Regions from separate parts of the Homo sapiens genome. Here all the other regions are linked to region 1. A link is a contact called in ENCODE Hi-C or POLR2A ChIA-PET data. All regions are on one chromosome and are shown on one strand. Each heading gives the region's core, a stretch centred on a gene start or an enhancer-like site at or near the end of the contact. The rest is flanking DNA. Distances are from core to core; before and after follow the strand shown. Region 1 overlaps ADD3 (adducin 3). Region 2 overlaps XPNPEP1 (X-prolyl aminopeptidase 1). Region 3 overlaps XPNPEP1 (X-prolyl aminopeptidase 1).

Region 1 (2,700 bases), core at 168-2,667:
AAAAAAACACAACTAATAAGCATTATGTTTTGTAAGGCACTTAAGTTCTAAGGTTCACTGGCCCAGAAAGCTGTTGATATATGAGAAAGGTTACTTTTGTGGATTGAAAAATGGGCTAAGGTGATTAAATATACATTTAAAGCTGAAAGGGATGATATGTTAAATTGCTGAGACTGGGTCACTCATTTGATCAACTTACTATTGATGAGAAAATGCCACAGGGTTAATGTTTAAGATGCTTCCACACTGAAGTACAAATAAATAACAAATCTTCCATTTTTATGAAGAAGAATATGCAGATCATTTACAGCATATACAATCATGACAACCTGAGAGGAAAAATCCTTTAAAATGGAAAAATTAAGGTAGGATTATTTATGTAAATTATTTAAAGATTCCTTGCCAGGTTGTCTTAAATAGTAATCGCACCTGCATTTAACCATGTTATACTGAGATACAGGCAATTTTTTTTTTTTAAGACAGGGTCCCACTCTATTGCCCAGGCTGGGTGCAGCGGCATGATCATGGCTCACTGCAGCCACAACCTCCCCGGGCTCAAATAATCCTCCCAGCTCAGCCTCCCAAGTAGCTGGGACCACAGGCTCACATGACCACGCCCAGCTAATTTTTCTATTTTTTGCAGAGACGAGGTCTCACCACGTTGCCCAGGCTGATCTCAAACTCCTGCGCTCAAGTGATCCAGCTCCCTCAGCCTCCCAAAGTGCTGGGATTACAGGAATAAGCCACCATGACCAGCCACTAGCCAACTTTTTAGGAGCATATACTTTATATAAAGCAAGGGCTGTAAGTACTTTATACTAATGAATTCACACCTACAACATCTAAACTTTGACAAAAAAGAAAAAATCCTTTTGCCTTTCAAAACGTTCACTTCAGGAGTTTAATCCTGGAGTAGGAAATCCTCAATGAATTCTTTGGACAGTGTATATGTACAGCTGTCCCTAGGTATCCATCAGGGATTAGTTCTAGGACCTCCCATGGCCACCAAAATCCAGGATGCTCAAGTCTCTGATATAAAATGAAGTGGTATCTGCATAAAACTTTGTACTTCCTCCTGAATACTTTGAATCATCTCTAGATTACTTATGATGCCTAATACAATGTAAATGCTATGTAAGTAGTTATTCTGTATTTTTACTCTAATATTTTCAATCTGTGGTTGGTTGAATCTGAGAATGCGAAACCCTCAGAAGTGGAGGGCCAACTGTAACTTCCTCAGAAGATTCAGAGAAAGGAGGGGGGGAGGTGGAAAAGCTCATGACAATTGCTTCTGAACTTCTGAGAAGCAAAGTGACAGGAGCAGTACAAAAACTCGGTGGAAGCGGGAAAAGGAGGAGCTAAGAAACCAGATGAAGAGACAATATAGGGAGCCAAGGGTGACATGAGATAAGGGGATCAAGTAACTGTGGCAGCCAAAGACGCTGGGCCACACCCATAGAGAGCTATGTGGCTTATTTCAAGGGGGTGGAACACTGAGCAAGTGAACAATTTTGGTTTTGTTTAACTGAAAGGTTGCACAATCCTGTAAATGGGGGAAGGAAAGGGGGTGTTTTTCCAGTATAGAGAAAGTTAGGATAAATAGTTATCCCTTTAAAAAATATTAAACAAAGAGAAGTAATAACTAAATCATTCAAAGGAATATGAAAAAAACAAAGCAAATCAAAGCAAAAATAATCTAGCATTGTTGGTGTTTTAGAAAAGCGATGTATACCTTATACATGAAAATGAAAAACTGAGAACCTTGAGGAAAGAAATATAAACTCTATGTAAACCCAGAACATTACTTATTGACTGTCATGATGAAGCTTTTTATCTTGTGGACCATGCCATCCTTCAAACTACAAGATCCCCATAAAGTACACTGACACGAATTTTGGGGTATGTGGATCAGTGTAAGGTTCTTCCTCACTCCAACTTTAAATATGGCAGCTTATAGAAATAATTCTCAATGACTGGATTCTTAAAACTTAATCCAAGATAAGCAATACTGTGACTCCTGTGGGATATTTCCAAGTTATTAATCTGAAACAGTTCTCAACCTCTTTAAACTCATTCCTGCTGGTCCAATATAATAAATGATATGATGCTTTAAATAAAAAGGGGAGGTGGAGGGAAGAAAGAAGGCCCAAGTTAGCACCTCTGAAGTTGCTTTAAAGTTTATAAAAACTGCAAATGAGAAGTAATAACATAATATACATTTATTGTATTTTTCAATCATGTGGCTAGAAACTACAGAAATAATTTTAGAAAGGCTTTCTTCCAGGTGCAAATTACTTTATTTGATTTCACGTTTAACAGTTACTGCCTTTACTACACTCTAGGAAATGAAAGTTGAAAAATATTTCAGGTTTTTTATAGATGATTTATTAATCAAATCTACTGATTTTTCTAAGCATTAATATCTTCCTACAGGAATTTTTTTAAAAGGCACTATACAGTTAACAAGCATTTGCTTTCACCATAATACAAAAGTCAAGGTGTGCTTGCTAAACCAGAAACCAATCAGTGCACCTAGACCCGTGTTCTTAACACAGTCAGAACAGAGCAACCAAGTGTAGCTTTAATATTTTGGCTTACCAGTTTGTAAACAAAAATTTGTAGCTAGAGTGCAAAAGAGGGATCTAAATATACAAACCTCTCTCAACATAATGTCATTATATAGATCACACCACTAGTAAG
Region 2 (2,700 bases), core at 110-2,609, 160 kb after region 1:
TTTCTTTCTTTTATAAGGCTGAATAATATTCCATTTTATTTAGAGACTTTTTTTTTTTAACCTGTTCATCTGTGGATGGTCATTTCAGTTTTTTCCACCTCTTGGCTATTGTGAGTAATGTTGCAATGAACATGGGTTTGCAAGTATCTTTTTGAGATCCTGTTTTCCATTCTTTTGGATATATGCCCACAAGTGAGATTGCCAGATCATATGATCCTTCTATTTTTAATTTTTGGGGGAACTTCCATACTGTTTTCTGCAGCACCTGTACTATTTTGCATTCCCACCAATGGTACACAGCATTCCAGTTCTTCCACTTCCTCACCAACACTTGCTATTTTTTGTTTTGTTGTGAGGTGATGGCTCATTGTAGATTTGATTTGCATTACCTGATGGTTAGTGATGTTGAGTATCTTTTCATATGCTTTTTGGTCCCATTTGTATATTTTCTTTGGAGAAAATGTCTATTCAAGTCCTTTGCCCCAATGAGTTTCATAGCTGCAGGACTTCTCAGGGCCTTTAATATGCTGATGTGCACTCTGTACCTCTAAGGAGGGGATAAAGTATTCAGCATTTTTCAGACTTAAATGTCCATGGAATTTTCCCAGTTATTTCAGGGGCGGGGTGGGAGACTCTAGTGTTTCATGGAATACCTTTATATGTTGTTCTGTGATAGTACTTTTCATCCGATGATGGGTCTTGCATGTAGAGGTGGATGAAGGGAGAGGTCAGAGTGAGAGGTGTATTCAGGCACCAGCTCACTGGCTGTTCAGCCTGGCAGAATATAGGAAAAGTAGAATATCAAGCTGGAATCGGGGTGGTGGCATGTGAGGAAGCCATGAGGCTGGGTGCATAACTGTTAGATCTAGTAGGCAGTGGGAAGGTAAGGATAGACTTGGTGAGGTTCGTTTGTGTTCATTAGAATAGACAAATAAGATTGGTCAACTTCAGGCTGGGTGTGGTGGCTCACGCCTGTAATCCGAGCATTTTGGAAGGTTGAGGCAGGTGGATCACCTGAGGTCAGGAGTTCGAAACCAGGCTGGTCAACATGTGAAACCCCATCTCTGCCAAAAAATACAAAAATTAGCTGGGCGTGGTGGCTCATGGCTGTAGTCCTGAGTACTTGGGAGGCTGTGGTGGGAGAATCGCTTGAACCCAGGAGGTGGAGGTTGCAGTGAGCTGAGATTGCGCCACTGCACTCCAGCCTAGGCAACAGAGCAAGACCCTGTCTCAAAAAAAAAAAAAAAAAGATTGACCAACTTCATATGAAGCAAAATATCATCTTGACCAAGGACTGGGTGAGGAAGTAGGCTGGCCACTGTGATTTGAGCCTGAGTTATGGTATGAGTCGTAGGTAGCAGAGGAGCTGGGCACTCCCCCATTTAAGAAGGGCAGACCATTGCCTTGTCTTCAAGGAATTTTGTTTTTTCTTTTCTTTGGGCCCCTCTGATGAGCTCTTCCTTGTTTCCTGTCAGTCCTAGGCCTCAGCCTTTGGATGTGGGCTTCATGTCACCTGGATTCTCTGCTGGATTCACCAGTGGCATTTTTAATTTTCTGCCCTTCAAGCATTGGACAGTTGCCCTAGGCTGATTTGATTGCAGTCACCCTGTTAGTGTTGAGCAGATGGTGGTTCCCGCAACTGGAGCACATGATGATTATGTAGCAGTTGGTTTGGGCAGTTCTGTAAGTCCCCTGGCACAGTTGTCTGAAATTGGGGCCCTCCTCCGAAAGGGTTCTCACAGGTCGTCATGGAGCCTCAGCTGAAGACTCCTAATAGCTCTACTATTTGTGAATCTTTACCTCCAGGGGAGGCCTCAGTGTACAGAAAGATTCGACCTGCTAATGTTACTTGAATTAAGAGTTGAAGGTTTCTGGTTAAGGGTGTGTTGGAAGCTTTGTAGTGTTTGTATTTCAATTTCAGTTTTCTTTTGCCTGGAGTTAGGATATTATCTGTGTGTTTACTAGTAGGAGACACCGACATCTTATAGCTGAGTCAAGTTTATCTTGATGTTCTTGGTCCTGGGTGCTGTTCCTTTGCCAGCTTTTTTTGTTTGTTTGGTCATCATAAAGCTGATTTTTGGACACCCTGACTGATACTTAAAAATGTTCTATCTTTGACAGTAGGTGTGGCCTATTACACCCGAAGCAATTCCTTCTGGGAGTGGCAGTGAGGCCATCTAAGCCACAGGGGATGTTCCAGGCTTTCCCTCAGCTCTTTATCTCCTACTAATGATCCTGCAATATCAGAATTAGATGGCTTTTCCCTCCATGAGGAAACTGAGGCTCTAATCTGAGACAGATGTGTTTTGTAGCAACATCCTGAAAATACAAAATGTATCAAGCTTGCTTGGTGTTAGCTGTTGCTCTTATTGCAGAAGTCACTGTTTAGACTTCACAGACTTACATTTTTGCACTCTTGCTGTCCTTCCATCTTCATCACCCCTCTCCACTCTTTCTTTTATAATCTTAACTGTCATTTCTATTGCTGTAGCTTAGCTGTCTGTCTTACATACGTGGAGAAATTGTGTTTTGTTTGTTTGCATGTTTTCTGACTGCTGCTCAGGGCTAGGTCTGGGGCAAATGCAGAGGGCAGGTAGTTAGCATATAGGTAAGCGTATGAGCTCTAGAGCCTCTCTGGGTTCAGATGCCAGATTTGCTACTTACTAGTTGCTTGACATCAGGCAAGTTACATGAAATTCT
Region 3 (2,700 bases), core at 53-2,552, 180 kb after region 1:
CTTCAGTCCCTGCATCTTCCATCCACAAAACATTGTCAAGTGTGTCAGTGACTTACATCCCTAATTAACTTAATGATCTCAACGTCAGAGAAAAACACCTGTAAAACTTTTCTCTCTCCCTGATTGTAACAAAAACACAATCCCATGATAGAAAACTTGGAAAATGCAGAGGAAGTAAAAAGAAGAAAAAAAAAATCACGTATAAATTCTGTTACTTAGAGATAATCAGTGTCAATATTCTATGCATATATCATTTTATAGCCTGATTTTTTCACTGTATCAGTACACTATAAGCATATACAAGCATAATTTTAAGTGAGTATTAAATACTCCATCATGTGGTTATACCATAATTTATTTAACTGTTTCCCTAAGGATGACCTTTGGGTTATTTGCAGTAATCCTGTAATTTATTATGATGCTACCATCAAAATCTTGGTTCATGAATCCATGTCTTAGTGTTTGATAATTTTCTTCCTATTTCTGGTTGGCTTTTAGGGCTTTTGACTCATCTTGCCCTTTGTCTGCCAGAAAGTTTGCACCTTTGTATTTGAATTTGTCTGTCTTGCCACACCTGAACACCAGGTACTGTCATTTTTAAAGAAGTGCTAGTATGATAGGTAAAAAATGGTGCCTCATCACTTTAAGAAGCCATTATTTTAAAATAGAGGTTATACTTTTAATGCCCAGGCGTTTTTTTGCTCTGATCCTCATGAGAACAAGTGACGGAAGCTGGAAGTCCTGGGACCAGAACTGTGCTCTCTCCTGGTCTGTCTAGTTCTCAGACGTTCAGCAACATCACTGTTACTGGCTGTCCGCAGGTCCCCCACCCAGTCGTGGTGCCAGAGCAGACCCATGGGTGGGCTGCAGGCTCTGATTTCATTGGTGAGCTGCAGCCTTGCTGACTCACTGCTTTTCTTTCCACCTCTGACAGGAAGCTCCGTCTCCATGGGGCTCACTGACCCTTACAGAGGAGGCTTGCCTGGCTTCCCTTGTGGGAGGGTCTCAGTTTTTCTACCCTAGGTCATCTGCCTCAGAAGGGAGAGAGTGCTCGTCTCCTTCCTTTTTATTTGGGAGCGCCAGAGGTTTGTCGGCTTCAAGGCCAGGCCTGGCAGGTCACCACTAGGCGGATCATTTCAACTCCTTGTGGGGGCAGTTCTCAGGATTTCAACTAATAGCTTTTATTCCCTTCTCCGGGCAGTGATGTGGAAGCCTGAGAAACAGCTCTGGTGCCATCACGTGGTGGACATGAGCAATTGCAGCTCAGAGGTGGAACCAGACGGGAGTCAGGCTTCCAGCCTTTCTGTGCGATTCCACTGAATCCTTGCGCAGCAGCTGGACTCCAAGCTGAAGCTCTTCCCTCCCGCTACAAGCGACCCCTTAACATCTTAAGTCAGACAGGTGACAGGGATTTTGATTTCTTTTCTAGGGCTATTTAATCTCCGAGGATCAGATGTGGAGCACAATCCAGTATTTTTCTCCTACGCAATCATAGGACTAGAGACGATCATGTGAGTGTTTGCCCTGCATCTGGAACTCCCTTCCAGAGCTCCTCAGAGCCCTAGTGTGCCCTTTCTGGTCCTGGCCCACCCATCACTGCCTGATATTTCACTGATGTGCTTCTTTTTTCTTGCCCTTTTAACATTTTCCCTTCTTGTTTTCCTTAGCAGTAGGTGTTTATTTATATCCTGCCTCTCTTTGAGCCCCCAAAATGGTTTGAAACGCATGAAAGTGTCTATAGTTCGGGCCACCCATTTGATGTCAAGTTTTCTAGCAGCCAGTGTTAAGGGGTATATATGCTCAATTATACAATTCTGGGTCCACAATGCAAATAAACCCAGTCATTTTGAAGGTCAAAAATAATATGGGAAAACCCCTCCAACTACGCTTTGTTGAATTGTCAGTTTATTTTTTCAAAGCATTTCGTGTGGCCTTCTTTTCATTACTGTTCTATTTCAATAGCTTTTTGCATTAAGACAACACATTTATTAAGTGCTGGTGATGTGCTAAGGGTCTCTGTTAGGTGCTAGGGTGACTGAAACAGGACGGGGTCCTTGGCTGGAGTTGGGGAGATGAGCATGTCCTCTTTCTAAAGTATTTGGGCACATAAGTGGGCACCAGTCTGCTTGTGGGACAGATACAGGTGTTACGAGAGGGGCCTGACCTAGACTTGGAGATCAGAGCAGACTCTTGGGGAAAGTAATATTTTGAAGCAGAGAGTAAGGATAAATGTGGGTGAGTTAGGTGAATGGCAGGGTGAGGAGGGGCGGGGAACCATGATCCAAGCAGAGGGAACAGCATTTTCAGAGACTCTGGACAGTAGAGAGCACAGTGCATGTGGAGGACCTGAAGTGGTTCAGTGAGGTCAGAACATAGTGAGGCCAGAATGTGAGCAGGGGCCACAGAAAAGAGAGGCCTTGTGGGCCACATTCAGGAGCTTGGGTTCTTTTTCTGAACAAGAATAGTGGGAAGCTATTGAACGAATTTTTCAGAGGGAACCACATGTTAGATGTACAAGTTGTAAAGAATATTATGACTGAAACATCGGTAGATGGGGAAAGACTTAGAGGCTGTGGCACTAACCCAAGTGAGAGATGGTGGGACCTGAACCTGAGTGGTGACTGGGCGAGGCTGTAGATGAGCTGGACAGATTAGATGGAGATTTAGGCTGTGGGTCCCAAGGTCTTAATGAAGGACGGG

Evidence for each region. A loop is a pair of places that touch in the nucleus more often than their neighbours do. ChIA-PET counts read pairs that join two places held with the same protein, here RNA polymerase II (POLR2A). Pooled maps may share reads with other maps.
Region 2: a loop to region 1 is called in a pooled map, with 3 times the contacts of the local background. The contact joins two enhancer-like sites. A Hi-C loop is called at or near these places in 5 of 168 maps with a recorded cell type or tissue (CD4-positive, alpha-beta memory T cell, GM12878, OCI-LY7 and 2 more), 14 of 37 single-sample maps with no recorded cell type and 13 of 50 pooled maps. POLR2A ChIA-PET finds 5 or more read pairs at or near these places in 9 of 52 experiments (CD4-positive, alpha-beta T cell, CD4-positive, alpha-beta memory T cell, GM12878 and 6 more).
Region 3: a loop to region 1 is called in a map of heart right ventricle, with 2.7 times the contacts of the local background. The contact joins two enhancer-like sites. A Hi-C loop is called at or near these places in 6 of 168 maps with a recorded cell type or tissue (cardiac septum, chondrocyte, endothelial cell of umbilical vein and 3 more), 7 of 37 single-sample maps with no recorded cell type and 17 of 50 pooled maps. POLR2A ChIA-PET finds 5 or more read pairs at or near these places in 5 of 52 experiments (CD4-positive, alpha-beta memory T cell, Caco-2, H1 and 2 more).

The regions. Positions count from the first base shown.
Region 1 is chr10:110,066,853-110,069,552 of GRCh38, reverse strand. The region is part of intron 1 of ADD3 (adducin 3); the gene reads right to left. Among named protein-coding and RNA genes, the nearest start is that of ADD3-AS1, 60 kb to the right of the region's middle. Within about 2 kb of position 1,417, at least 11 of the 41 ENCODE cell types and tissues checked have a DNase peak (open chromatin) inside an H3K27ac peak, as active enhancers do.
Region 2 is chr10:109,902,395-109,905,094 of GRCh38, reverse strand. The region is part of intron 3 of XPNPEP1 (X-prolyl aminopeptidase 1); the gene reads left to right. Among named protein-coding and RNA genes, the nearest start is that of XPNPEP1, 20 kb to the left of the region's middle. Within about 2 kb of position 1,359, at least 8 of the 41 ENCODE cell types and tissues checked have a DNase peak (open chromatin) inside an H3K27ac peak, as active enhancers do.
Region 3 is chr10:109,882,878-109,885,577 of GRCh38, reverse strand. It overlaps XPNPEP1 (X-prolyl aminopeptidase 1), which reads left to right. Exons shown (of 21, transcript NM_020383.4): 9 at 1,430-1,511. Among named protein-coding and RNA genes, the nearest start is that of XPNPEP1, 39 kb to the left of the region's middle. Within about 2 kb of position 1,302, at least 12 of the 41 ENCODE cell types and tissues checked have a DNase peak (open chromatin) inside an H3K27ac peak, as active enhancers do.